Linked DNA regions of Homo sapiens: region 1 is linked to region 2. Evidence: chromatin loops called from intact Hi-C (ENCODE). Cell type or tissue: heart left ventricle. All regions are shown on one strand. Each heading gives the region's core, and the rest is flanking DNA. Links, peaks and the distances in the headings are about the cores only. Region 1 overlaps SVOP (SV2 related protein). Region 2 holds the start of ALKBH2 (alkB homolog 2, alpha-ketoglutarate dependent dioxygenase).

Region 1 (15,094 bases), core at 3,939-11,938, 150 kb before region 2:
TCTCTCCAGAGCAAAGGACAGGCATGCTTACTGTCTAGTATAAAAGGTTGGGGTTCCCTAAGCTCAGGGATCTTCTCTTGTTACACAACTCAATACTTTTGTTGGTATTGCCTGCCCCTCTTCATGTTACCCTGGGGGATTGGGGGCTTGAGGAACTGGTGTAGGAAAATGCCGATACTCTGGCTACTGCAATTGCTATGAGTAATATGGTCCTTTGTCTCTGACCCAGGAGTGTTGTGTCCTCTGCTAGCACCTGTGGGAGCTGTGAAAGGCTAACTTGTCAGCTTGCAAATAGGTCACACTCAGACTTTAAGTAATTCTTAACTGATTCATTTATTAATTAATGAGTTAATTGAAGTCTGTCATGTATTAATTTTATATTTGTACGAGAGGCATGATTTTACCTTTTGTTTAAAATTTTTCCTTTAACTCATCTATCACCTTGTAATATACTATATAATTTCTCATCATGCTATTGTCTCCCCTTCCCCCCAAATATAAGCCCACAGGGCAGAAATATTTGTCTTTTGTAATTAGAATTCACTGACGTATTCTAATGACAAAGACTCTCTCTCTCTCTTTTTTTTTTTTTTTTTTTGAAAGAGGCTCTCACTCTGTTGCCCAGGCTGGAGCAGGATTGTGCAGTGGCACAATCTTCGCTCACTGCAACCCTCCACACCTGCAGGCTCAAGTGATCCTCCCACTTCAGCCTCCTGAGTAGCTGGGACCACAGGCACACCAAGTCAGGCTACTTTTTTGTACTTTTTATAGAGATGGGGTCTTACCATTTGCCCAGGCTGGTCTTGAACTCCTGAGCTCAAGTGATTCACCTGCCTCAGCCTCCCAAAGTGCTGGGATTAAAGGCATGAGCCACCATGCTCAGCTGACAAAAAACTCTTTTTTTTTTTTTTTTGAGAGAGAGTCTCATACCATCGCCCAGGTTGGAAAGCAGTGGTGCTATATTGGCTCACTGCAACCTCCGCCTCCTGGGTTCAAGCAATTCTCCTGACTTGGCCTCCCGAGTAGCTGGGATTACAGGCACATGCCATCATGCCTGGCTACTTTTTGTATTTTAGTAGAGATGAGTTTCACCATTTTGGCCAGGCTGGTCTCAAACTCCTGACCTCAAGTGGTCCACCTGCCTCAGCCTCCCAAAGTGCTGGGATTACAGGTGTGAGCCACCATGCGCAGCCAACCCCCACACCCCCCTGACCCCCACCATTTTAACCAAACTTTTGTCAGGCTCCTCTGAGTCTTTTTAAAATTTCATCCTCACCCTTGGGCTCTGTCTAGTTTTGACAAGATACTGCTGAATCAGTCTAGCGAAAATGCACACCTTTGATATTTTTGATCCAATTCCTCACCCCCCACCCTTGATTTCTTATCACCCTGGCCTGTGATGGGGTTCAGGACATGCCAACCCTCAAATATGGCACCTTGGCATTTTGAATATTTTAAGTCAAAATAATTGGAGAAACAGCATGTGGAGAAGGGGCCTCTGACCTTCCTTTGCCCCTCACCCCTGAAGCAGGTCATAAAACCCAGACGGATTTTCTGATTTTTTTTTTTTTTTTGAGACAGAACCTCACTCTGTCACCCAGGCTGGAATGCAGTGGTACAATCTCGTCTCACAGCAAGCTCCGCTTCTCAGGCTCAAGCGATCCTCCCAGTTCAGCCTCCCAAGTAGCTGGGAACACAGATGCACGCCACCACACTCGGCTCAGTTTTTGTAGTTTTGATAGAGACAGGGTTTCACCATATTGCCCAGGCTGGTCTCGAACTCCTGAGTTCAAGCAATCTGCCCGCGTCAGCCTCTCAGAGTGCTGGGATTACAGGCATGAACCACCATGCCCGGCCATTTTATGACTTTATTTTGAAGCAAATCATAAAACCCTCAGGTGAGAGGTGCCCTGCCTATACCCAGAGAAAAAGAAAATCCTTATCTCCAAAGACACAGGGACAGAAAAGAATCTGAACAGGCCTTGCTGACTTTCCCCCAGTTTGTTACCACTAGGTCACACTCTTCGTCCTGTCATATTTCTCTACGACTCTCCACTGTTCATCAAATCTGGCACAAAGATACTCAGGCTTAACCATTTCTCCAGGTCTTCCTTTCCTTATGAAGGCTCCTATGCCACATCAAACTTAGATGAAATACGTTCATATGCTTTTCTTAATCTGTCTTTTGTTATAGGGGCCTCAGTCATAAAACCAGGATGAATAGAAGGAAAGATATGCTTCCTCCCCTATACTTGCCTTCAGCAATAGTCCTTTTTAAATATTTATTTATTTAGTTAGTTAGTTAGTTAGTTAGCTAGTTATATTTTTAGAGACAGGGCCTCGCTCTGTTGCCCAGGCTGGAATGCAATGGTGTGATCACACCTCACTGCAGCTTTGACTTCCCCAGGCCCAGACAATCCTCCTGCCTCAGCCTCCTGAGTAGCTGGGACCACAGGCATGCGAATTTTTTCTACATTTTGTAGAAATGGGGTCTCACTATGTTGCCCAGGCTGGTCTTGAACTCCTGAGCATAAGCAATCCTCCCACTTTTGCCTCCCAAGGTGCTGGGATTACGAGTATGAGCCTGGCCCAGCAATAATCCTATCAAGTCGGTTTAACCAGAAACCATCTTATCCTTGACATTTCCTCTTAGTAATTTTCCATCCACTGACTCCCCCACCCTGCTCCCTGGCTATAAATCCCCACTTTGAATACTTGCGTATACAGAAAGGAGCCCAGTTCTATACTGAGGTCTCTCTCCTCCTATTGCAATTGTTACTAAATGAAATTTTCCTTCACTGCTTTCACTTCTGTCCAGCTCTGGCTTTTTTGGACACTGACACATAGACCAGTACCTGGCGTGTAGAAAATACATACTAAGTAAATGACTTGCCCAAAGTGACACAGGTACTTGGTGCTGGAACCCAGGTCTCCTAATTTCCAGCTGTGGGCTTGTTCTACAGTTTTACTTTCCCACCCAGGTATAAGAGAGAGCTTTTCAACAGGGGTTGGCAAACTCTGACCAAATCTGGTCCCTTGCCTGTTTTTTGCCTGACCTATGTGCTAAAAATGTTTTTTTCGAATGATTTTTAGAAATTAAAAGAAGAGGAAATAATGAGGCATAAAAATGACCCAAAATTCAAATTTGCATGGAAACACAAGCAATGCTTGTTCATTTATATTGTTAAAAGAAAGACCTTGGACAAATTAAATGTAACAGAGTTTAATTGAACAAACAGTAAATCGTGAATCAGGCAGCCCCCAAGCCAGAATAGGGTCAGAGACAGACTGGTACTGCCAAGTGTTTAAAGGTTTATGGACAGAAACAGGAAAGTAACAGAAGACGGAAGTGAGATACAGAAATTGCTGGACTGGTTACAGCTCAGTGTTTGCCTTATTTGAATAGAGTTTGAACAGTTGATTGCTTTTTTTTTTTTTTTTTTTTTAGAGAGAATCTCGCTTTGTTGCCCAGGCTGGAGTGCAGTGGCGTCTTCTCGGCTCACTGCAGCCTCAGCCTCCCCAGTTCAAGCAATTCTGCCTCAGCTTCCTGAGTAGCTGGGATTATAGGCATGTGCCACCACACTCAGCTAATTTTTGTATTTTTAGTAGAGATGGGGTTTCGCCGTGTTGGCCAGGCTGGTCCTGAACTCCTGACCTCAGGTGATCCTCCCACCTCGGCTCCCAAAGTCCTGGGATTACAGGCATGAGCCACTACGCCTGGTGAGTTGACTGCTTTTGAGTGGCGGAAATCAGCGATTGGCACAAGAGTAGATTACAGTCTGTTCACACATCCAGTTAGGTTACAGTTCATACAGCTCACTATGTATGGAGAAACTTTAGGCTGAACTTAAAATATGCAAGGAGGCAGCTTTAGGCTGGACTTAATTTAACAATATGCCGTCCACTGTTGTGCTGCTACAAACAACAGAGTTATGTGGCCTGCAAATCCTAAAATATTTACTACCTGACCTTTTATAGAAAAAGATTGCTAACCCCTGTTTTACGACATTCCCCTGAATCCTTAGTTTAAGCATTAGGATGCTTAGCTTAAGCATTCTACTCTTAGGAGAGGCAATCTGTGCTCAGTCAATACCAAACCCTGTGATTGACTCTACAATCAAAGCACATCAGCAGAGCATTTAACACAGACTCTCCCACACCCCCACAGTGAGATGGGACTCCACTACCTCACTCAATCCTTATACCAATAAACAAAACTATTAACTATGATTATAGAGGCCTAATATAAAAGATAATTGGGCAAACCCCGAACACAAGCAGGAACTTGATTCTTTTATCCTCTAACCTGAGTTCAATGCTGAGAATTTAGTGTTATCTTAAAAGTCAGAATGGCTTAAAAGCACAGGCATAAAAAAGCATATAGACTTTTCTTTGCATTTGTTTCTTTTTGTCCAGAGGTTCCCACCTCCAGCTGCACAATAGAATCACATGGAGAGCTTTTAAAACTTACTAATGCTTGAGCTCCACCTGCTCTCCCAAGTCCTGATTAAATGGGTCTGGGCACTGTTTAAAAGCTTCCCGGCTCTGCATGGTGGCTCACGCCTGTAATCCCAGCACCTCGGGAGGCCGAGGTGGGTGGATCACGAGGTCAAGAGATTGAGACCATCCTGGCCAACATGGTGAAACCCCGTCTCTACTAAAAAATACAAAAAATTAGCTGGGCGTGATGGCGGTCGCCTGTAGTCCCAGCTACTCGGGAGGCTGAGGCAGGAGAATAACTTGAACCCGGGAGGTGGAGCTTGCAGTGAGCCGAGATTGCGCCACTGCACTCCAGCCTGGCGACTGAGCGAGACTCCGTCTCAAAAAAAAAAAAAAAAATGCTTCCCGGGTGAGTCTGTTATGTGGCCGTGGTGGAGAGCCAACTTGGTCCTCAAACTTAATGTGCACATTAGAATTATTGCTCAGGATCATATCCATAAAGCTCTGAGTACTATACTTCGTGAGGGCTCTTTAGGGGATTTGCGATGATAATTTTATTTTTTTATTTTTATTTTTTTTACACACACAGAGTCTCGCTCTCACCCAGGCTGGATTGCCGAGGCACAATCATGGCTCACGGCAGCCTGGAACTCATGGGCTCAGGCAGCCCTTCTGCCTCAGCCTCCCAGCTAGTAGCTAGGACTACAGGCACACACCACCATGCCCAGCTAATTTTTTAAATTTTTTGTAGAGACAGGGTCTTGCCATGTTGTCCAGGCTGTTCTTGAACTCCTGGCCTCAAGTGATCCTCCTGCCTCTTCCTCCCAAACCGCTAGGATTATGGGTGTGAGACACCATACCCAGCCATAATTTTAACCTATATTACATTTTCACCTTAAAATACTATTAGGCCCAGGAGATCAAGGCTGCAGTGAGCTATGATCACACCACTGCTCTCCAGCCTGGGTAACAGAGCAAGACCCTGTCTCAAAAAAAAGAAAAAGTAATGCTATTAGAAAAAATTAACTGAGAGGCCATTAGTCTGAGACAGCTCCAGTGTTGTGGGGTCCTAGGCGAGCAAACTGAAATCAGTTAAGAGTAACTTAACTGCAAACCAAAAATGAAATCCTAAGCTCCCAATCTACTGAACGAATCCCTTCTTGGCCAAGGGGACCCCAGAGAAACCTGAAAAACTGAATTCCGGCCATGATGGGAAGGAGGTTCAGACATACCTCCTTCTTATACCCCCTCCCTCTTGGAGTTTAGGCACAGCTGACCAGCATTAACATTAAAACAAAGATCGTAAGACCGACAAAACAGACTCTTCGTGGCAATCAGATACCAAATTCCAACTTGACTCTAGTAGAACATCACTCAACAGACAGCAGACCCTGAGGGAAATCAAAATATTTTACTCCCAAATATAATTCTTTTTTTTTCGTTTTTGAAATGGAATCTCACTCTGTCGCCTAGGCTGGAGTGCAGTGGTGCAATCTCTGCTCACTGCAACCCCCACCTGCTGAGTCCAAGCGATTCTCCTGGCTTAGCCTCCTGAGTAGCTGGGATTACAAGCACATACCACCGCAACCAGCTAATTTTTGTACTTATAGTGTAGACGGGGTTTTGTCATGTTGGCCAGGCTGGTCTCTAACTCCTGGCCTCAGCCTACCTGCCTCGGCCTCCTAAAGTGCTGGGACTACATGCACGAGCCACCACGCCTGGCCTGCAACTTTTCAGCCTCTTTTCTGTGAATAAATAAATAAATAAGTAAATTTAACTAACATGCTATTTCTTTTTGCACCTGTAGTCCCAGCTACTTTGGGGGCTGAAGTAGGAAGATCTCTTGAGCCCAGGAGGTGGAGGCTGCAGTGAGCCATGACTGTGCCACTGCACTCCACCCTGGGTGAAAGAATGAGACCTTGTCTCAAAAATAATAATAATAATAGGCCAGGCACAGTGGCTCACACCTGTAATCCCAGCACTTTGGAAGTCCAAGGCAGTCAGATCATCTGAGGTCAGGAGTTTGAGACCTGCCTGGCCAACACTGCAAAACACCATCTTTACTAAAAAAAATACAAAAATTAGCCAGACATGGTGGTGCCACCTGTAATCCCAGCTACTTGGGAGGCTGAGGCAGGAGGATTGCTTGAACCCAGGAAGCGGAGGCTGCAGTGAGCTGAGATCAAGCCACTGCACTCCAGCCTGGGCGACAGAGCAAGACTCCGTCAAAAATAAAAAATAAAAAAATAATAATAATAAATTTAATAATAATAATTTTGAAAAGGAAGATTCACAGCAAACCATGTGAAGGGGCCTAGTTTACCTGAGCTGGCTGACAAGAAAATCTGCTCTGTTTTAATCCAATAAGGAAAGTCACTTTGAAACAACCCACCTGCTTTTTGTTCCCTGTTTCTGTTTTCTTCAGCTCTTTTCTACTGATTCATAAATCGCTGTCCGCTCAGATAAACTCTTCAAAATTACCTCTGTTTTTCTTTAATGTGCCTTGGTTTATGTTTTAACAGTGCGAACTTCAGAGCCCAAACCCTGACATAAGATGTGGCTCCTCTAAGATTAGCTCCATCGCGACAAGACTGTCCAGGTTTCTACAGAGTGTCTTGGAAACCACAGAAGTAGTACAAGGCCAATCCCTTAAGGGCAGAGCCTGGGGTGGGAGTGTGTGCATGACTGTGTATGTGCCGAGGGTGTGGGAGTAGTTAGCTGGCAAAGACAACCAAGATACTCACTGCCGCAGACATCTCCTGCCTGGAAGAGTTCTGTGGTGAGTAGAACTAACCCGTAGTAAGAGAATGCATTGGAAAACCTGCCAGGAGAAAGCAAGAAAGGTAAAGAAATGATCAGAGGAACACCAGTCCCCTTTCCCTACCCCCTTGGGAAGGGCCAATGTCTACAGCAGCAGGGACCAGTCTTTGGGCTTCACTGGGATTTTGGGGGCTTTACTGGGGACCTTGAGCAAGAAGATGGTAGGTAAAAAAGCATCACGATATGATCAAAGGGAAGTGATCCTGTGTCCTTTGAAAGACCAAGAACTGTCAGAGGTGTTTGAACCAGAGCACCTCCATCTTGAATAGGGGTTGGGTAAATGAAGGCTGAGACCTACTGGGCTGCATTCCCAGATGGTTACGCATTTTAAGTCACAGGATAAGATAGGAGGTCGGCCAAGATACAGATCATAAAGACCTTGCTGATAAAGCAGGTTGCAGTAAAGAAGCCAGCTATGAATCCACCAAAACCAAGATGGCGATGAGAGTGACCTCTGGTCATCCTCACTGCTACACTCCCACCAGTGCCGTTACAGTTTACAAATGCCATGGCAACTTCAGGAAGTTACCCTATATGGTCTAAAAAGGGAAGGCATGAATAATCCACCTCTTGTTTAGCACATCACCAAGAAATAACCATAAAAATGGGCAACCAGGAGCCCTTGGGGCTGCTCTGCCTATGGAGCAGCCATTCTTTTATTCCTTTACTTTCTTAATAAAGTTGCTTTCACATTACTCTATAGACTGGTCTTGAATTATTTCTTGCATGAAATCCAAAAACCCTCTCTTGGGGTCTGAATCAGGACACCTTTCTGGTAACAGAACTATGCTATACAAGAGACACAACACCTCCAAGGCTGTCTACCCAACTGGCAATAGGGGAAAAATGGGACCAACCTCTGGAAGAAAACAGCCCCATTAATATCTTTTAGGGCTCTGGGTCAATTGCGTCAACTTGGACATGTGATTTTCGAATTTCAGAGCAGAATGACACCGTTTATTAATTCCTGGCTGACCCAGAAATTAGAATACTCAAGTTTGCAAGACCGGAACCTTCTCATCCAGTAGAATAGTTATATGAAAACTCAGTCATAATCAGAAGCCAGTGATTCATTTCCTTAGGTTTCAATGTGTGCAAGCAAATGTAGTGGCTTTCATAATGCACTAAAATTAGTCTCTAATTAATTGCTTCAGTATTCAAGGAGCGTTGGCCCAACCAAATTACATGTGCTCAAAGGTGGGTATTCTCAACTCTGATGCCCCACCATCCTTTTAAAAAATTCTGCAGGCTCACTGAGTTAATTGAGCTCTTAGGAATTCGGGGCAGAGCTAGAGTCCGTTCTGTATATTATCAAAGCTTTTTTCTCCTCTTCCCTGTAATTGACCACCTTGGGGACACTTCCCTGTTAATTAGCACCTTTGCTAAATGGTGAATAGAAAAATGAGAACTGGTTAAAATAGAACATAAAGCCTTAAGCCAGGCCAATTTTGTTCACTATTAATGCTGTGTACATGAATTGGTGCAAAGAGACTTGAAAGATGACTGCAGCTCCAATTCATTGTGGAGTTTAAGGTGATTACACTCTCCAAATACCACCCCCAACCCACACCTTCTGTCTCCACTCCCTTCCATGGGTATTATTTAAGAAAAAGTCCAACAGGATCAGAACTGGAACTTAAAAGGATGCCCATGTTGACCAAATCAGTGGTTCCCAAAATACGTGCCACATGCCACCCCTGTGGTACCCAAGGGGCAATGTGGGCTACAGGGAAGACACTGACATAGTATAAATACACACACACACACACACACACACACACACATGTATTTTTGAGACAGAGTCTCACTCTGTTGCCCAGGCTGGAGTGCAGGGGAGCAATGTCGGCTCACTGCAGCTTCTGTCTCCCGGGTTCAAGTGGTTCTCATCCCCCAGCCTCCCAAGTAGCTGGGACTACAGGTGCCCACCACCATGCCTGGCTAATTTTTGTATTTTAGTAGAGATAGGATTATGCCATGTTGGCCAGGCTGATCTCGAACTCCTGACCTCAGGTGATCCACCTGCCTCAGCCTCCCACAGTGCTGGGATTACAGGCATGAGACACCACACCAGCCCATATAGCAGAAATATTTAATCGTATTGTGAAAGAAAAATTACTTTTTAAGTTTACTTTCAATCCTTTCAATCCTTTTAAATTATATCCCAGTCTCACTTATGTGCTAATGAGTCCTTAACACCTCCCCTCTCCCATCTCTTTTTGTTTTGAGACAGGGTCTCACTCTGTTGCCCAGGCTGGAGTACAGTGGCATGATCACAGCTCATTGCAGCCTCAACCTCCTGGGCTCAAGTGATCCTCCCACCTCAGCCTCCTGAGTAGCTGGGACCACAGGTGCATGCCTCCACACCCAGCTAATTTAAACATTTTTTGTAGAGACAGGGTTTTACCGTGTTGCCCAGCCTGGTCTCAAACTGCTGGCCTCGAGAGATATTCCCACCTTGACCTTACCAAAGTGTTGGGATTATGGGCATGAGCCACCATGCCCAGCCAGCCTTCTTATCTCTTAAATACAGAGGCTCACTGCCTCTGCAAACCTCCGTCTAGTTACTTTTGCTGATATTTCTCTTTAAGAGTGCCTTCTATCTGTGACTTGCAATTAAGGTGTTTTCTTTTAAAGTAGAGTTATAAGCCTGGTTCAGCGGCTTACAACTGTAATCCCAGAATTTGGGGAGGCTGAGGAGGGAGGATTGCTTGAGTTCAGGAGTTCAAGGCTGCAGTAAGCTAGGAGAGCGCCACTGCACTCCAGCCTGCACGGTGATTAAAAGCAGTCAAGTTAAAGAAAAAGATGAAGGAAATGATAGTACGTACAGATGATAACCTGGATATGACGGAAATCAGGAGGATGATGTTCGAACTACTGAAATTTGCAAACGCTGCCTGAAATCAAAGTGCTATCTGTCCATTGCATTAAAACAAAACCCAAAACAGGGCACAGGGAGTGGAAAGGGGTCAAAGTGGTCAACAAACAGCTCTTACCATATAAACCACAGCAGCAAAGTTGTCCATCTAAAATGGGGTGTGAAAAGGTCCCTCATTTTGCCTCGGTCTTCCTGTTTCAAAACAAGGACATAGTGTTTATTCTCTCCCCTACAGATGCACGGGAGATGGGCTGGTGGCCTGAGACTAGTGCACACCAGGCTGGGAGGAAGGTTTCTAGTAAGTAGGACACTGGAGCTCTGAGAACCCAGGTCTCAAATCTACAGGACGCAGCCTCCCAGCCCCTCCAGCCAGAACCCAGCCATGTCCAGGGGCATGATCCCCACAGGATGGATCTCACGCCCTCCAACCTGGAAACCTGGACTTGGGAAGCAGATCCCTCCTTCCTGGCCCCTCAGACCTCAGCACAGATCCAAGGACACAGCAAGCAGAAAACCAGTCCAAAGCATGTCCAGCCATTTCACACACACACATGTGCCTTCCCCAGTTCTAGGTCTAGGTGGCAACAGTTAATGTGCTGAGAAACTAATTCACCAAAGGCCAATTTACCAAAAGATTGATTAGCTAAATGACCGATTGGCCAATTTTACATAATTCACAAATTTATCAAACTTTGCTTTACGATGTTCTTTAAAAAATATATGCTATGGCCAGGTGTGGTGGTTCGTGCCTGTAATCCCAGCACTTTGGGAGGCCGGGGCAGGTTGATCACTTGAAGCCAGGAGTTCGAGACCAGCCTGGCTTTCCCTCATCCATGGAAGGGATCTCTCCCCAAAGGCAACCAAATAGGCTTCTGCACCTCTTGAGGAATCCATCCTGCTCTGCCCCTGTAGATTTGGGGCAGGTCCCCTGGACTCTATGTTGTCAGACCAAACACCTCCTTCCAACTTGGTGAAATGCCATTCAGTTCTTCTTGCATAATATAAAAAGAATCAGAAATATAACTTTATTTTAAAAGGTAATTTCTTTATAGGATCTGATGTCTGCTTAAGGTATTTGTCATGTTTCTTCAATCGGCTTGGATGGTTCTTGAGGGCAGGGACTGCAGCCTTAAATCCGAATCTTTTCTCCCCATGTGTGCAATGCTGGTGCCTACATATACTAGGTGCTCATTAAGTTTCACCGTGGTGGACTCCCTGATGGTGTTACCAGCGGAGTGAGGCACCATTCATTAAGAACACCTACACAGGGTGCGGTTTGATCCCCTAGATCTAAGCACACTCCTTCCTGATATGGTTTTATTGCACAGCTTTTGCCAATCAGTCTCATTCGCTAGTCAGACTTCATCTGTGCTGAAAGGCGAAACCAAAGCAGGAGCAGTTACAGGACCCATTAGCAGAGGTTACTTTTCTCTAATCACTGGTGAAATTCTCCAGGAAGCATTTTTAGAACTTGGAAGTGAAAATACAGATTGGAGTTGCCAAATTACCCTTGCAGGTCCTGTCTACTGGGCCCTCATCTGCTCCATGTGCACGCACACACCCCACCTTGGGTACACATACCCACATGTGTCCTCGCATGCATGCCCTACTCCATATGCACACACTCCCCTGCATGCACCCCGATACGCACATTGCAGAGTCTATTGGTCCAGGCACTGACCTGTCTGGAGATGATGAGTTTCCCCAGCGGCATGGGAGCTCCGTTTTCAGTTGCTATCCTCTTTAAGGTGGCGATTGCCTTTTCCTGGTTCCCTGACAGCACATCATACCTTGCACTTTCAGGCAGCCACTGGGATGGGGGAGACAGGAAACCCAGGCGTGGCTGGTTAGGGTGGAACAGAGCACTCGCTTCTAGCCACACAGTGTTGCATGTGGGGTCTTTAAGAGTGGGGGCTCTGGAGCCAGAGAGCTGACTTCAAATCCTGGCCCCACCATTTATTATGTTGGTTGTGTGACCCTGTACAATTACTTGACTTCTCTGTGCTTTCATTTCCTTCTCCATAAAATGTGAATGATAAGAGATCCTACCTCTTAGGGCTCTTAAGAGGATTAAACAGGATAATACAGGCAAGGTGCCTAGTGCAGTGCCTGGTATGGGTTAATGCAGTTATTATTATTGTCACGGTTGCTATTACTATTATTTGGGGCTGTTTTCAGAGTTCCAGGTGAGGGCTGAATTAAATTAAGATCACTGTCAGAAATCTCACCCCCATTGTTCAAGGAATTACACCTCACCTGTATTCAGCATCATCTTGCAAACTCAGTTCAAGAGAAAGAAAGAAATCAGAAAGATTTTTAGGCCAATGGAAGTCCCAACCCCAAATGACTACATACATACATTTCTGTAAAAATGGAGCAACAGCTGTTTGAAACAGCAGGTATACTGGAGAAAAGACTAGGAGTTAGAAGATCTGATTTAGAGTTCTTTTGTCTACTTGCTGTAGGCCCTTTAACAAGTCAATTAGCCCCTCTGGGCTTCAGTTTTCTCATCAATAAAAAGAGGATATAGCAGAGAGTGCAAATGCCCACCAACATTCTGTTTCCTTTTTCATAGCGCAAAGTTGTCCTTAGATGTGGCTGCCCAGACAGGGACTACATTTCCCAGCTCCCTTTGCATCTAGGTGGGACCAAGTGACTTGTGTTCACCAATGGCATATGAGCAGACTATTCCTGGCCAAGGTATTTAAGAAGTGACTGTGCAGTCTCCACTTGCCTTTTGCAAGTCTGTTGTCTGTATGTAGAAGACTTCAAAGCCCTAGAGGATGGCAGAGCCACCAGCTGGACAAAAACTGGGCCCAGAATTCCACTTGCCAACCAGAAAAGTCATTCTGAACTATTGTGTTAGTGAGAGAGAAGCTCCTATCGTGCTGTTACTGAACTTGTGGGCTTTATTTGTTTCAGCAGCTGGTATCACCCTGACTAATATAGGGGTTCATTATAGTCCTGTGATTATTGGGAGGAATAAATATGATAATGCATGGAGCACAGAGCCTGCCACACAGTTAAGCTTAATAATTATTAATACTTATTATCATTACCAGGAATTTTTGTGGTATTTACCGTACATGAGAACTACCCATCTCTAGGCTTATTTTAGTGCCTACTGGCTGTAAAGTGTTTCAAGCATGTGCCCATGAAATGATGAGTATGTGGCAAGATCTCAGTAGAGGGTGTGGTTTATGCACAGATGAGATGAAGAGATCATTTAAACTCCTGGAGCCAGCCATGCCTGAAGTCTGACTTAATCCTCTGAAATGTATTTATCCCTCTCTTTTACTCAAGCCAGTTTGAATTGGGTTTCTGTCATTTGAAACTTAAGAGTCTCAACTAGTGCAATACAATCACTTTAAGTGTAGATTTTGCAATGATGGGGCCAATGTATCCTCCCATCCCCAGTTATCTCCCCAGAAAACATCCCAGAAGTGTCTGTCTGGAGGAAATCTAACACTCCATACTGGGGCTACCCCAGGCCATAGCTCCCTTGTCTCATTTCCTGATTTAAAAAAAATAATCTTGAAAGGTGGCTTTGGTATCCTTCCCTATCCCCTCCCCACCAAAATAGAGTGGACAGTAAGATGTCAGACAGCAAAAGGTGAAATCTCTTAAAGGATACCTACGAAACACAGCACGGCAAAGAGGAGGAGCGGGACAGCTGAGAGGATGAGCAGCCAACGCCAGCCCAGGCTGGGCATCACGAACACAGCCAGGACGACCTCGAACACTGTCCCGATGGCCCAGAATACCTGGCACAGGAGAATCAGGGTCAGTGGTGGGGGTAGCATGGTCCATACAGAGAGGAATTATGGGGGCATTGTGGACAAGGGTATCTCTGTGGGTAAGGGGTCATCGGAGTCAGTAAGGTTAGAATAGCCACACTTTCCCTGTGGTCTATATGGTTGGGCCAGGGCTGCCATGTTGCCCAGCTCACAAGGGTACCATTATACACTGTATAATATTTGCATGGCACCTGCTGGAGCTGAGCAATGTGGCAGCTTTGGTTAAGGAGATCAATGTGACCAATATTACGTGATGTCAAATTGGTAGTGAACACACTGGTTCTCTCTCTGTCTCTCTGTCTTTTTGTCTTGCTCTGTCACCCAGGCTGGAGTACAGTGTCCCGATCATGGCTCACTGTAGCCTTAACCTCCCAGGCTCAAGCAATCCTCCCACCTCAGCCTCCTGAGTGGCTGGAACTACAGGCACATGCCACCATGCCTGGCTAATTTCTTTTGTATTTTTAGTAGAGACAGGGTTTCACTATGTTTCCCAGGCCTCCTGGGCTCCTCGGCCTCCCAAAGCGCTGGGATTACAGGCATGAGCCACCAGACCCAGCCTCAAATTTTTTATTGTGGTAAAATACACATAACAAAATTTACCATCTTAATCATTTTTAAGTGTACAGTTCAGTGGTATTAAATACATTCACAATATTGCACAAACATCACCACTCCCCTTCTCCAGAACTCAATTTGCAAACGTGAAAGTCTGTGCCCATTTTTTTTTTTCTTTTTTTGAGACAGAGTCTTGCTCTGTCGCCCAGGCTGGAGTATAGTGGCGCAATCTTGGCTCACTGCAACCTCTGCCTTGCAGGTTCAAGCGATTCTCCTGCCTCAGCCTCCCGAGTAGCTGGGATTACAGGCGCCCCCCTCAACCACACCCAGCTAATTTTTGTATTTTTAGTAGAGACGGGGTTTCACCATGTTGGCCAGGGTGGTCTTGAACTCCTGACCTCATGGGATCCACCCCCCTCGGCCTCCCAAAGTGCTGGGATTACAGGCATGAGCCACCACGCCCGGCAAGAAATTCTGTACCATTAAGCAATAACTCTCCATTCCCCTCCATCCCCAGCCCCTTGGCAACCACTATTCTACTTTTCGTCTCTATGAATTTGATTACTCTAGGTACCTCATATAAGTGGAATCATACAGTATTTGTCTT
Region 2 (15,094 bases), core at 2,601-10,600:
CATTGCCTTCTTTTTAATAGTTTCCATTGTTCTGAGATTCTCAATTTGTTCATTCACTGTCACTGTATATTTTCCTTTACATCCTTGAGCATATTTATGATACATCTGTGAGGTCCTCGTGTGCTGACTTCTTTGTATTTTATGTTTGGTAATTTTTTATTGTATGCTTAACATCATAATAGAGACATAGAGAGTAGGGATTCTGTTACATATCTATGAAGAAAAATTAATTTTCTTCTGGCCTGCAGTTAACCTGGCTGGGCTCAAACTCAACTCTGTCTCCCCTACATTGGGCAGCAAAATCTCTGCTCAGTTTTTTTAGCTTCCAGCTGCTACTTTTTGCCAGGCTCCCTGGAGTTTCCCCCTGTGCACGTGTGGTTCAGGGATCAGCCCTGGAATTGAACAGAGTTTAGGTATAAACTTTGGGGCTCATCCCCTCTGTGTCTCCTTTCTTCCTGGCATTTCCCCTGGTCTCTCCACCAGCCCTGATTCTTGAACTCTGTCGTCTGACCACTCAATCCTGTAGGATGCTGCTTTTCGCCACCCAGCACCACATCAACCAGGAAAAAAAGCCACAAACACACAAATCTCGCCCACAGAGTTCTGTTTTTCCAACAGTTGACTTCTTTTCCATTTCTGCCTGCTTTTGGTAGCTCTCCGTTCATTCAAACGGTTTTGTTTTGTTGCAAACTTTACAATTGTTATCTCAAGGAGGGCCAATCTACCCAAGCACCTCTGCCATCACCAAAAGCAGGAACTCTCTCACCCTACTTCATCGTCTCCTTTTTTGCAATGAATAATCTAACATGAACATCTTTCCACATGATCATATGTTCTTCTACATTTTGTTTAACATAGTGTTTCATTCTGTGGACATGCCATATAATTTATTAAACCATTTGCTAGAACTTCCAACTACAGTCATGTGCTATATAATGATGTTTTGGTCAATGACAAACCACATATATGATGGTGGTCCCGTAAGATTATAATACTTTATTGGTACGGTACCTTTTCTGTTTTTAGATACACAAGTACTGCCCACTGTGTTACAGTTGCTTACAGCATTCAGTACGGTAACATGTTATACAGGTTGGTAGCCTAGGAGTAGTAGCTAGACAGTATAGCCTAGGTGTGTAGTAGGCTGCACCATCTAGGTTCTTGTAAGCGCGCTCTGCGATGTTTACACAATGATGACATCACCTAAGGATGCATTTCTCAGACTGTATCCCCATTGTTAAGTGATGCTGACTGTATTCAAATTTTTGCTATTACAAATAATGTTGATGAATATTCTTGTAGTTATGCCCATGGTTATTTCCTTAAAAATCCCAAAATTATTGCTGGGTCAGATATTTAATCTTTCAGTTGTTCCAAGCGATTCTTTAGTATTATTGTACCTCTTATGTGTACAAGGTTGTTTTAATATGTTTTAATAGAATTTTATTCTAAGTACATTATATTTTACTGTGTTAATGTTGGGCATCTCAATATTAAACTGTTTCATAGTCACATATCTTGCATCTTTAAAACTTTGAACTAAGCCTAAATCGTTTCTGGATTTTCTGCAATATTTCTTTCAGAGTCCTGTTCGATTTGATACCTTTGATAGCCTTTCACTAAGTATTCCAGCCGCCACATGGGTATGTACTGATTTATGGTTTATTTGGAGTCTGTTTCAGAAACATTTCAATCTGAAAGGGCTTTGAGGCATTTTATGTGGCTCAGGCACTATGTGTAATTCAGATACATGGTTGGTTGAACCCTCTCTTAACTTTCATATGGTGGCATGATTATGGGAGAGAGGAAAATGAATCGTTTTTCTTTTGCTCCAGAAATTTTGGCTTTTTGAATACACACGCACGCATGCGCGCACACACACACACACACACACACACACACACACACACACAGACATTAACCTCAGATTGAAAGATACCTAAAACAGCGTGGAAGTCCACAAGTTCGTGCAGTTACATCCTCATGCTCTAGAATCTGTCCGTAGTAGCAGTCTAGGGTGCTTTGAGCCCCATGTTTGTCCAGGAAACATCCAGTTGTGACTATAAAACTTTATTGCCTGCATACATCAAAATAAAGCTCTGGTCTTCACACTGCCATCTGCTAACAGTTTCAGTATAGCTGTCCTTTGAATTGTAGTAATTTTCTTCTTCTCATGCTGTAGGGTCACCCATTGACCCTGGACCACTGCCTTCACCACTTCATCTCATCAGAATCAGTGCGGGATGTTGTGTGTGACAACTGTACAAAGGTATGCATTGAACCCCAAATGTCATCGCCAGCTGGCCTGTGTGTGCTGATGTAGCGCCTCTCACACCAGTGACCCTGAGCTCTTCTGACTGTATCCAGTGGGTCTTTTCAGCCACTTCTACTTCTCCCTAATTTGGTTTGGACATTGGCAGCTCATGGACCAAATCTCTTTCCCAGATGAGTTTTGTTTCATGCACAGTGTTTAAAGAATAAACTGTCACGCTGAGATGAGAAATGCCCTCTCCAGTTTGCTGCAGTTGCCTCCAATCCCATTTGTTTTACACCCTTCCTTTTAACCTGTGCTACCTGCCTGACTCCCCTAAGTAACTTGAGTTTTCCCCTCTGACTCAAGAGGAACTGTATGGAACAGAATTTTTGAAGACAGAGAACAATTAATAGATGACATGCCAGTGTCAGAGCATCAGTGTTCGCTCTTCACATTCTCTTCCCTCCACTGTTTCTGTTATTTAATGACTAAGAGGGATCAGGGAAAACAATTCACAAATAACTGGGCAGCTGGGTTCATTTCAGCAGGTAGCAGTCAAGTGCCAATTGTGTGCCGCTATAACACCACTGTGGTCTGCAGCACTCCAAAGCTGTCCTATTTTAGGCATTGCTGCAGAGAAATGTTCCTTTTATTTCAGATTGAAGCCAAGGGAACGTTGAACGGGGAAAAGGTGGAACACCAGAGGACCACTTTTGTTAAACAGTTAAAACTAGGGAAGGTGAGCCCACACTACACACCCTGTTGGCTTTGTTTTGAGGACTCCGTGTATCCTGCCCCTGAAACAACTCGGTTCTCCCGATTTCTCTTCCACCCGCAGCTCCCTCAGTGTCTCTGCATCCACCTACAGCGGCTGAGCTGGTCCAGCCACGGCACGCCTCTGAAGCGGCATGAGCACGTGCAGTTCAATGAGTTCCTGATGATGGACATTTACAAGTACCACCTCCTTGGACATAAACCTAGTCAACACAACCCTAAACTGAACAAGAACCCAGGGCCTACACTGGAGCTGCAGGATGGGCCGGGAGCCCCCACACCAGGTGTGTGCGCGCGAGGAGCCGATGCAGCAGGAATTTTCAGCACAGAGAAAAGCAGTTTGGCATCACCACCTTCTGGGTCCCTTATGACAGGAGCACAAGGCTTGTACAATGGTGCTTAAACTCTTGAGAACAGCAGGATTGGGGGTGGAAGAGGGAAGATTTCTTAGAAGAGGTTAAAATTATGTAGCAGTGAGATGTATCGTTTTTGAAACCATATTACAGATGAAAAAGTACAGAGAGAAACGCTTAAAATTGCAGCTTTGCCTTCTAATTTTTCCGCTAAATGATATAATCATTGGCTCACATCATTCCAGTGAATTTCTTTTTTCGGTCATGTCATTTCCTGTCAGTAGAGGAAATGTAGGGAGGACATGTCCTGGCTAAAGATCACTGAGCCTCTTCTGGGGGTTGAAATGCCTTCTGTACTGAATTATGTATCTGATTCCATTACTGCCCTCAGCTGAGGTCTCATTTAAGCCGGGTAGCTATTATCGCCGGTCTTACTGATAAGAACATGGAGGCTCCACGGGGTTGAATGATTGGTCCAAGGGCAAACACCACACAGGAGAACTGGCCCTAGAATGCCATGTTGGGCCATTTTCTAAAGGTGTCTCATGTGACACACTGAGTTCTTTAGAGTTAGACATGAGGAAAACCCACTCACTTGAAGGGCTCACAGCCTGAACTCACCACCTGTCTGCTGCCCCCAGTTAGGTCAGGATTGTCTCACACCCCATACTTTCCTATTTAGGGTCCCTTACTCCTTTTGTTCTTTTTATGACCACAGTTGCATGGCCCGACACCTCATCATGTCAGGGAGATTGTGTTTTCCTCTTTCTCATCAAGTCACTAGATTAACATCGAAAAGAGATGAGGTAGGGGACAGACTCTGGTTCAGTCCTTGGCCCTGGTTTTAAATCAAAGACCTCTGCACCCCAGCTTCCCCATCTCCTGGGCTGGGGTGCAGGTTTACTAATGTTGAGAGCATGCTGGCTGTGGTTAAAGATGCCAGCAGTAGGGCCACTCGTGGTGGCTCACACCTGCAATCCCAGCACTTTGGGAGATTGAGGTGGGAGGATTGCCTGAACCCAGATGTTTGAGGCTGCAGTGAGCTGTGATCACACCACTGTGCTCCAGCCTGGGCAACAGAGCAAGATCCTGTCTAAAACACACACAAAAAATGTCATCAGGAAACTACTTGGTACATAACAGCCCCCAAAAATGACACTTGAAAGGAAAAGACATGTAAATATGGCCTTAATTATGTTGTCTACCCATAAACATGTATGAATGCTATTACACGTTGGTATTCCTTAGAAGCTGACAGAATTAAAGCAAATAGAATGCTTAGATCAGTGGTTCTCAACTTGGAGGAGTTTTGCCTCCCAAGGGACATTGGGCAGTGTCTGGTAACATTTTTGGTTATCACTACTGGGGGAGGGGTGCTACTGGTGTCTAGTGGGTAGAGGCCAGGGATGCTGTTCAACATCCTCTAATGCACAGGACAGCCCCCGCAACAAAGAATGATCCAGCCAAAACCATCATGGTGCTGCTGTTGAGAAACCTTGGTTTAGGTCAAAAGCCAGTAAATTAGCTACTGATTAACTTTGATACATGGCATTAGCAAACAGGGCTAGGAAGCTCAAAGATCCCAGGCTAGCCGTAAAGCTGGAGCTAGATACACTTTTCCTATTTGGGATTAAGACAGATTATCCCTATTTGAGATTAAGGATAAAGGGCAGATTATTTTATGAATCTATATAATACCAAATGAAATAGATTTTTTTCTTTGTAGCATTATGGGGAGTTAACTTTCAAGGTAATCAAAACCAGGTTTTGTTTACAGAGCCACTGCTAATTTTCATTGACTCGGGCCTTTTTCTCTTGCAGTTCTGAATCAGCCAGGGGCCCCCAAAACACAGATTTTTATGAATGGCGCCTGCTCCCCATCTTTATTGCCAACGCTGTCAGCGCCGATGCCCTTCCCTCTCCCAGTTGTTCCCGACTACAGGTGAGCCACCCTTTACAAGCCCCATCTTAGAGCTACCACTGCTCTTAGCTTCTAAAATTAGCTTTTCACAGAAATGAATTAAGGAAAATATAGATGTTTATTTTTCATTTTAAGGTGAAGTTTCACGATTACACATTCCTATTTATTTTTGTCCAAAATGGAAATAACTTTTAAATTAAAAATTTTTAAAGTACATAAAATTTACATATGCATATGTATGTGTGTATATATGTGTGTATGTATAAAATATAAAGAAAATTTAAAATTTCTTGGGATACCATCTAGAGATAGCCAATTAAACACTTAGGGTCATGCACTCTATAAAGTTGTACATCACACATACATATAGTGTACATAAACACATACACTCATTGATACAAACATCCACATATACACAATATACATATACTCATAGAATGTACATCTTGCCATGCCAGTAAATACAGATCTGTATTTTAATAGTTGTGTAGCATTTGGTGGTATGGACTTACCATTGTATTCATCCCCTATTTAACATTAGCATTCTTTTGTTTTTGCCTATAAAGTCTTTTTGTTAAAATTGTAAACCCCTGACATGTGTTCGTATCATTCAGCTCCTCCACATACCTCTTCCGGCTGATGGCAGTTGTCGTCCACCATGGAGACATGCACTCTGGACACTTTGTCACTTACCGACGGTCCCCACCTTCTGCCAGGAACCCTCTCTCAACTAGCAATCAGTGGCTGTGGGTCTCCGATGACACTGTCCGCAAGGCCAGCCTGCAGGAGGTCCTGTCCTCCAGCGCCTACCTGCTGTTCTACGAGCGCGTCCTTTCCAGGATGCAGCACCAGAGCCAGGAGTGCAAGTCTGAAGAATGACTGTGCCCTCCTGCAAGGCTAGAGCTGATGGCACTGTCTGCACTGTCCAGGAAAAAAGTAAAACTGTACTGTTGCGTGTGCAAGCGGCCCCACTAGAGCCTTCCAGCCTTCTGGTGTGTTCTAAGAGCAGGCTCCACCTGGGAGCCAGCCCCAGTTCACACCAAACCAGGCTCCCTGAACAGTCCTGTTCATGTGTGTAGGTGGTTCTGTTGTGTTAAGAAAGCATTCATTATGTCCGGAGTGTCTTTTTACTCATCTGATACAGGTAATTAAAAGAACTCAGATTCTTGAAGCCACCGTTTTCATATTGTAATGTTAGGTGTTCTCAGAGGGGAGGTACCTTTGTCTAATCAACGTTTCCACTTAGATCTTTTATTTTTAATAAGCAGGCCCATAAAAATTGTTGACAAGAATTAATGAAATTATTAAAGGCAACAATTTAGAAGAAAAAGTGCCTTTCACTTTCGATTGCTTTTGTAGCACGTCCATTGTGAAATATTCCTTCCAGGCTACTCAAAGGATAGCAAGAGAACAGGTAAATGATGCCTAAAGAACACCTTCCTTTTTCTATGCCTTTTCTAATCTTTCAATTCTTTCTATGGAGTAAAGGCTCATCTGCCAAATCTGCCCCCTGGGGAAACTCTTTCACTACTTTGTCAGTTATAAGTGAAGAGCTTACTTGTTGCTTTTATCTTTTGTATATTGGACTGAGATGTAATTACACTGTATTATAAAACTCTGTGAATAGCCAGAACTGAGCTGGATCTTTGCAACACCTGATTCCTCTGCTCTGTGGAAAACTTTTTCTTACACAAGGATCCACTGTGGACGGTTACTTTCATCTGTTTATTTATTGCCCATGCAGAGCTCTTAAGGTTTACAGGTGGGAGCTTGGGGCTGTATAAAAAAATAATCCCTGCCCTGAGTTGACACCTGGCTTAGGAAGGAAGGGCTGACTATGGGGCTGCAGTCTCTCTGAACCTCAGTTTCCTCATTTGTGAAGTGAAGGGTTAGATTTGATGACCACCAAAGTTCAGCCCTTTTCACGAAAAGGAGAAAGCAGCTTTTGACTTTTTAAAAAACATATAACTACAGCTGGCATCTAGTATTGTCATGTTGCTCTAGGTCCATATTCTGAATTTATTCATTTCCAATAGCCTAATACAAAAAGTATATATTGAGCACTTTCTTCCCTTTTCAGGTAAGTCTCTGAATGCAGCCCAGGGCCAAAGGAATTTTGATGACACAGTAGTACCTATGTTTTAAGCTATATTTTTAATTTAGAAAAATGGATACCAAATTCAAACCGACTCATCAGAGGTAAGATTTGGAATCAGACCTTTCCAAAAGGTCATCTGAGGTAAGGCTAAGACCGCACTTCCTCTGCTGGGGGTGAGCTGGCAGACACACCAAACAGTGCCTTGGCAGCAGCTCACAGTGCAGGAAGCCCAGGTGATCACTCTTCTGCTGGGCCCAGGCTGCACCCTGAGGACTCAGTAACTCACTCTCAACAGAATATTCTGTGCAGGCTCTCCAGGCTCTGGGCGTCAGGGTGCAAGGGGCAGCTTGAACTGTACGGTCCGTCCTGCACTCACCCGATGCAGACCTTGACTTTGATGTTGAAATGAACACACTTGTTTTACCCAAGTCTGGTGGAACAAATGCCCAATCATGTGACCTTAAAGTGTACTGCAAAGCTGTAGCTTTAAGTAATTGCTGTTCTGCCACTGCTTACTCTGAAATCTACCATCAAAGAAAGATAGAGAAAAGGGGCTGAGCCTTGGAATATATGGTTATAAGCAGATCTTTCTTTGGTCAGAGACCAGGGTTTGAGCCAAGGCTGTAAATGTGAACAATAGCTGTGCAAAGCCTTTTAACCTGACTTCTTCATTTTGTAAATTATTATGCATTAAGTAGCAGCCCAATAATCTGATTTCTAGTTTTATTTTCAAAGTAAGTAGCTTCTTTTGGGAAAAACCTAAGTTAAACTAGTAGTTTTGCCATAATAACTGCTGATTTATGTATTTGCTAAAGGTACTTTTGTATCTGCTGTGTATTATAGCAATAAAATAATCATTTTGTTAGAAAAAAATCACCTGGTGTTCTTTTGTAATACACTGATCTGTTACAAACATCATCTTTCTGAATTCTGCATTGTTACATAACAAGCCCTACGCTTTAAACCTTTCTGTGTTCCCTGTTGGTAAGGGAAATGCCAGCTCCCTCTTAGAGTCGAGAGGGAAAGAGAAAAGAGAAAAACTGTTAAAAATGTTTTTATTTTTTAGTAAGCAAAATTTTACGAAAAGTCAGATTCACCCGTGGAGCCAGAACCTTCTTTCTCACGGGAAGACTGTGGTACCAGTGCGTGTTGGTCGGGTGGTTCATCATTAGTAAGCTCCCGTGGGCCAGCGGCAGCCTGACCACCGCCACCCTCCTGGAGGGGCTTTTCCCACGGGAATCCTTATGCCGGAAGACAAAGTCTCTGCAGGCACCGAAGGAGACAGAGGCAATGGGGCTCCCAGGGGCCAGTTCTCTTTCATCATCTCGGTGCTCCCCGATGTGGTCACAGCCATCTTTATACCTGCAATGAGAAAACAAACACAGTGCATAAAAACAACCCTCTCCTGAAACTCACCAGCACCGCCAGCCCTCGTTTTCCTCACAGTGTGAAACAGCACTCTGCATGGCTGTACCTGCCGTTGTTTCTGCGAGGGCTTGAGGTCCACAGTGGGCTCTAAGATAAGCCAACGCTGAAGAGGTCTGTTGACGTATTTGTTCATGTGACTTATTTATTATTATTTTTGAGAGGGTCTCGCTCTGTCACCCAGGCTGAAGTGCAGTGGCACAATCATAGCTCACTGCAGCCTCGGCCTCCTGGGCTCAAGTGATTCTCCCACTTCAGCCTCCCAAGTAGCTGGGACTATAGGTATGCACCACCCCACCTAGCTAATTTCTTTTCTTTTGCAGAAACAGTTTCACCATGTTACCCAGGCTGGTCTCAAACTCGGGCTCAAGCAATTCACTCTCCTTGGCCTCCCAAAGTGTTGGGATTACAGGCATGAGTCACCACGTCCGGCCAGTTCATGTGCTTTAAAACTGAAGACACCCAAAGCCAAAATCACGTCTTACTGTAGTTCCCCTGGCCAGTCTATGTAAACCTTTATCACATGATTTTGCCCTGCACTCAAAGGCCATACTCTGCATAGCCCGGCCCCTGCCCACTGCTGAGCTCATGCCATCCCCTTCTTTCCCTCATTCACTGCTTTCCGGCCATCCTGCAGCATTTTTGCTTCACAGACACTCCAGAGTCCCTCTGCTCTCCCTCCAGATGTCTGTGGCTGGCACTCTCCATTTAGTTATCAGCTCAAACGCACTGCCTCAGCCCTCCTCTAACCACCCCATCTGAAGTGACCTTCCCTTAAACCCACCCAGGGTTCTCCACCAGGGTGATTCTGCCCCAGGGGACAGGTATTGGGGGGTGGGGGACACTACTTGCAATCTAGTGGATGGAGGCCAGGGATCTGCTCAACATCCTGCAAGGCACAGGTCAGCCCCAACAACAACGAATGACTGGGCCCAAAATGTCTGCAGTGCTGCCGTTGAGAAACCTTGCCCTAATCGCAAACCTCTCAGCCATTCTCAGTCAAATCGGCCTGTTTAATTTTTTGCAAGATGGTTATCACTGTCTGAAATCGTCTAGGGTCAGGCATAGTCGTTCACGCCTGTAATCCCAGCACTTTGGGAGGCTGAGGTGGGAGGATCGCTTGAGCCTAGCAGTTTGAGACCAAGCCTGGGCAACATAGAAAAACCCTGTCTCAAAAAAAAAAAAGAAAGAAAAAGAGAAGAAGAAATTATCTCATTCAGCTGTTTGTTCAGGAGTTAATCACCTCTCACTTCCTACTCCGGGATGAGCTCCAGGATCCAGGAAGACCGAGTGCTGGCGCTATTCCACTCTTAGAGCCCCAGTGTACTAAGAAATGATTTGTACCAATGAACCAAATAGGGTGGAACCCTAAACACTTCCTTTTGGAGGAGACAGAAGACTTGTAACATTGAGTCCACTAAACAGGGTGTCACCTGTTGATGAGCACAAAGTTGAAGGTCTGTCCAGTCACCCCAGAGACGTGATCCCGGATGCGCTCTAGAACTGGGATCCAGGGCTTTGGAGACAGCGTGAGGCCTGAAAATGTGTAGGTCAGCCCAGCGTCGCCATACGTTGCCTGCTTCCTGGGCACACTGTGCCACTTCCCGAATACCTGGACTCTGGCCAGTGCTCCTGTGCAGAGGAAACATGGCAGTTCCTTTCTACCTGACCCCCATCTAGAAATCCAGATGCCCCCCCCAACCCGCACTGCCATCACCAGAAATCCAGTGCCCCACATACATGCTCCCTGGGTATTCAAGATTGAAAGGGAAGTAAGGAATAACATTTCCCCGTCATTCCATGCAATTTAAACCCCTCTTCAATCATCATTTTGGCTTGCCCCAAATTTTCTTTTTGTTTTGTTTTCTTTGAGACAGGGTCTCCCTGTGTCACCCAGGCTGGAGTACAGTAGCACAATCTCAGCGCACTTCAACCTCCACCTCCCGTGCTCCAGCAATCCTCCCGCATCAGCCTCCTGAATAGCTGGGACCACAGGGGCGTGCCACCATGCCTGGCTAACTTTTTTGTAAGCTCACTGCAACCTCCACCTCCAGGGCTCCAGCAGCCCTCCTGCCTCAGCCTCCTGAGTAGCTGGGACCACAGGGGCATGCCACCATGCCCGGCTAACTTTTTTTGTATTTTTTTGTAAGACACAGGGTTTTATCATGTTGCCTAGACTGGTCTTGAACTCCTGGGCTCAAGTGGTCCGCCCACCTCAGTCTCCCAAAGTCTGGGATTATAGGTGTGCACCACTGCACCAAGCCAACTGCCCCAAATGTTCATGTAAGAACAGTGACTCTTGTTCTACAAGGAGAGAAACATGGTCCTGGGCCATTTTTTTAGTGAACACTGTAACTTAACTGCCTTAACTACAGTAAGGGCAGAATAAAGAGGCTGAAATTGGAACACGATAAAGTTAGTTTACAGGCTAGGATAGCTTGTCAACTGTAGGGACTAAGGGCATGTGACCCCATGAAAGATGGGGCTCACACTGCTGGGGTCTCTTGTGGGCATTTCTTTTTTTAAAGAGATGGTGAGCCAGGCGCGCTGGCTCATGCTTGCAATCCCAGCACTTTGGGAGGCCAAGGCGAGGATCACTCAAGGCCAGGAGTTCAATTAACAGCCTGGGTAACACAGTGAGACCTACAGATAATTTAAAAATTATCCAGGCTTGGTGGTGTACATCTGTGGTCCCAGTTACTTAGGATGCTGAGGTGGGAGAATCACTTGAGCCCAGGCGGACGAGGCTGCAGTGAGCCAAGATCGTGCCCCTGCCCTCCAGCCTAGGTGACAGAGCGAGACCCTGTCTCAAAGCATAAAAGAATAAAGTGACGAGGGGGTCTCACTATGTTGCCCAGGCTGGACTTGAACTCCTGGCCTCAAGTGATCCTCCTGCCTCAGCCTCCAGAGTAGCTGGGATTACAGGTGTGTACCACCGTGCCTGGCCTGTGGGCTTTCGTTTTTTGTTTTGTTTTGTTTTGAGACACAGTCTCACTCTGTTGCCCAGGCTGGAGTGCAGTGGTGCGATCTCGGCTCACTGCAACCTCTGCCTCCCGGTTTCAAGTGATTGTCCTGCCTCAGCCTCTCAAGTAGCTGGGACTACAGGCATGCACCACTACGCACAGCTCATTTTTTGTTGTTGTTGTTGTATTTTAGTAGAGATAGGGTTTCACCATATTGGCCAAGCTGGTCTCGAACTCCTGACCTCAAGTGATTCGCCCGTCTCGGGCTCCCAAAGTGCTGGGATTACAGGCGCGAGCCACCACGCCTAGCTTCCTGTGGGCTTTTCTATGCCTCTCTGCCAGATCCTTGTGTCCTCATTACAGGATAGAGGTGTGGTTCTCAACATGTGCTCCCCAGACCAGCAGCACCTGGACTCTCCTTAGAAACTAAACTAAACCACAGGGGTAGGGTCCAGCAATCCAAGTCCTGCCAACAGCAAGTCCACCAGGTGATGCTGAGAACCACTGGTGTGGAGAAATTACCTGGTTATTTGCCATCTCTCCTATGAGACCAGTGATTCTCAAACCCTGACTGCCCATGAGAATCACCTGGAAGCTTTTTAAACAAACAAGTGGTCAGCCTGCACTCGGAGCGATTCTGATTGAAGTGCTCTGCAGTAGAACCCAGCACGTTTTTTTACTTTGTTTTGTAAACTTTCCCAGAAGATACTCATCAGTAGCCAAGGAGAGATTCACTCGAGTCATCTGTCAGCTCCTAGTAGACAGGCAATCCAGTTTCTTTCAAGTTTATGTCCCAAGCACCTAAGGGGCTTAGCCCAGAGGTGCTCAGAGAATATTGGATGAATCCATTAGTGAACCCATCAGTAAATAATGGATCCTGAGTTCAGATTTCTCCAAACATACGATCATTAATTGCACCAAACAAGCCCTCAATGCACACACACACACACACACACCCCTCTGCTTACCTGTAAAATATTCTACTTCTTTCTCCAACTCTTGGAAAATCTCATCTGCCTCAGCTTTGCCAAACAGGACTGTGTAACTGCAGTCCAGGCCCTCAGCCCGAATGTGCCGCCAGCTAGGGCCTGCTGAGTGGCCTCCATTCCCTGGGGCCTCTCTCCTGGGCCTCTTCCTTGTGCTTTCTTTGTCTCCTCCCAACACAGCTGGCTCTTCTCCAGTTGGCTCTTGCTCCTCCTGCTTCCTCAAAAGGCCCCCTTGAGCCCCTTTCACCAGGAATCTGTCCATCCTGTCCCCACAGGAAAGAAGGGACGTCAGTGGCGAGGCCAAGACAGAAATTGCTCAAGTTCTATCCCCAGTGCAAAAATCTGTTTGTCCAAGGGGTCTCACAGCAACATTCCTAGTTTCACATTTTCATTTTAAAGTTTAAAACCATGTCCTAGAAAGGAAACAGAAGATGTTAAAGCCGGAAGGGACCCTAGGGACAATCTGATCCAGGGTCTCCCACGTCCACCTGTGCATCAGAATCAGCTGGCTAGCTTGCAAAAACCCAGAGGTCTGCACTCCACGCCTGAGCACCTGAATTTTTAAAGAACTACCTCCTGGGAATTCGCACGCCACAGCTAAACTTAGAAACTACAATCCAAACCCTCATTTTGCAGAAGGGGAAACTGTTGCCCACAGAGGCGAAGAGGTTTGCCCAAAGTCAACTGTCCACCCCTTTAAGGAGGAAGGACCCATAACTGACCTCGCTGCCCCCCACCAGTGTTAAAATAGATCAGTCTAGTGATGCTCAAGTGGATACGATTCAGAAGCGAGACGCAAAGAGGTTAAACACGGGTAAACCGCACGCAAAATTCTGATATCACTGCAACACGTCCGTGGGGTGGGGGTGGCAAGAGTGCTCTAGCATCGCAGCTCCGGCGCAGATCGGAATCCCGCAGTCACCCTGGTGGCCTCGTGGTGGGAAAGACGCGCCCCAGCGAATCGGTCGCGTCACTTCCGGAGCACGCTGGGAACTACGGCAGGCTAGGGCGCAAAGAGAGCAGCCGGGCGGCCCCCTGGTGCCACCTGCTGGCCTCCCGTGTGTGGCAAGCACTGCCGCTTTCCCGTTGATCACCTGTTGGGCCACTGTCGAGAATCACGGCTGGGGTGAGAACTGTGGCTTGGCGTCACTTCTCAGTGAGGGTTACTTTGGTGTCCGGAAAGGGCGTTGGGCCACCAGTATATTGTCACGAGTGGGAGCAGGAGTTCTGCAGTCGGATATCGTGGATTCTGTTTCTGTCTCCTCCGCCCTGGCTGTGTGGCCTCCCACAGGTCACTTAACCTCTCTGGGGTTAAGTTGCCTCATCTGTGAAGTGCGGACTACAGCACCTATGTCATGAGAGCGCCTGAGGAGATGACAGGATGCATGAGAAATGCTCTGTCCTCTAAATAAATGTTGGTTCCATTATTGCTCGTTTTTCTTTGTTTTCTTGTTTTTTGATGTTGTTCTTGTTTGTTTTGTTTTTTTGAGACAGGATCTCACTCTGTTGCCCAAGCTGGAATGCAATGGCATGATCATAGCTCACTGCAGCCTTGAACTCCTGGGTTAGAGCGATCCTCCCGTCTCAGCCTCTGGAGTAGCTGGGACTACAGGCACATCCCACCCCACCCTAAATAATTTTTTTATTATTTTTAGTAGAGATAGGGCCTTGCTATGTTGCCCAGGCTGGTCTCAAGCTCCTGGGCTCAAGTGATCCTCCCACCTGGGCCTCCCAAATTGTTGGGATTACAGGCGTGAGCCACCACGACCGGCTCCTAATTTTTATTTACTCTGTCTCCCCTCAATGGAACGAAAGCTCCATGAGATCAGAGGCTTTGTTTTGACAGATTTCAACAAATGTACAATATTGTATGATCACCACCACAATCAAGATCTAAGACAGTTCCGTCCCTCCATAAAACTGCTCCAGCCTCTTAATCAACTTCGCCCATCACCCAGCATCAGCAACCACTGATCTGTCTTCTCTCCCTATAGTTTTGCCTTTTCCAGAATTTCATATACAGGGAATTGCCGTGGTTTGAATATCTGTTCCTCCAAAATCCGCGTTGAAATTTAATCCTCAGTGTGGCAGTATTGAGAGGTGGGGCCTTGAAGAGGTGATTGGGACATGAGAGCTCTGTCATAATGTCCTCATAAATGAATTAATAGATTAATGGGCTCAGGGGTTAATGGGTTAATGGGTTACCGTGGGAGTGGGACTGGTGGCTTTATAAAAGGAAGAAGAGAGACCTGAGCTAGCACACTCAGGCCCCTCGCGATGTGATGCCCTACACGGCTTCAGGACTCAACAGAGTCCCCAC

The links. Peaks named below come from ENCODE experiments on the same cell type or tissue, not always from the same donor. Only the 100,000 strongest peaks of a DNase experiment are listed, where the experiment ranks them.
Region 1: it touches region 2 in a loop (2.3-fold over the local background); 2 of 110 quality-filtered maps call a loop at or near these places.

Annotation. Positions count from the first base shown.
Region 1 is chr12:108,927,011-108,942,104 of GRCh38, forward strand. It overlaps SVOP (SV2 related protein), which reads right to left. Exons shown (of 16, transcript NM_018711.5): 8 at 13,774-13,899; 9 at 11,817-11,945; 10 at 10,254-10,327; 11 at 7,185-7,261. Among named protein-coding and RNA genes, the nearest start is that of DAO, 54 kb to the left of the region's middle. In heart left ventricle, for the core only: no CTCF peak of the experiment used is centred there; no DNase peak of the experiment used is centred there.
Region 2 is chr12:109,079,751-109,094,844 of GRCh38, forward strand. It overlaps USP30 (ubiquitin specific peptidase 30), which reads left to right. Exons shown (of 13, transcript NM_032663.5): 8 at 1,584-1,643; 9 at 2,183-2,269; 10 at 2,913-2,993; 11 at 3,093-3,312; 12 at 5,203-5,323; 13 at 5,917-8,273. The coding sequence ends at 6,181. ALKBH2 (alkB homolog 2, alpha-ketoglutarate dependent dioxygenase) reads right to left here and starts at 13,722. Exons shown (of 4, transcript NM_001145374.2): 1 at 13,497-13,722; 2 at 12,757-13,187; 3 at 10,259-10,457; 4 at 8,439-8,762. The coding sequence starts at 13,036. The coding sequence ends at 8,456. In heart left ventricle, for the core only: no CTCF peak of the experiment used is centred there; a DNase peak (open chromatin) is centred at 6,099.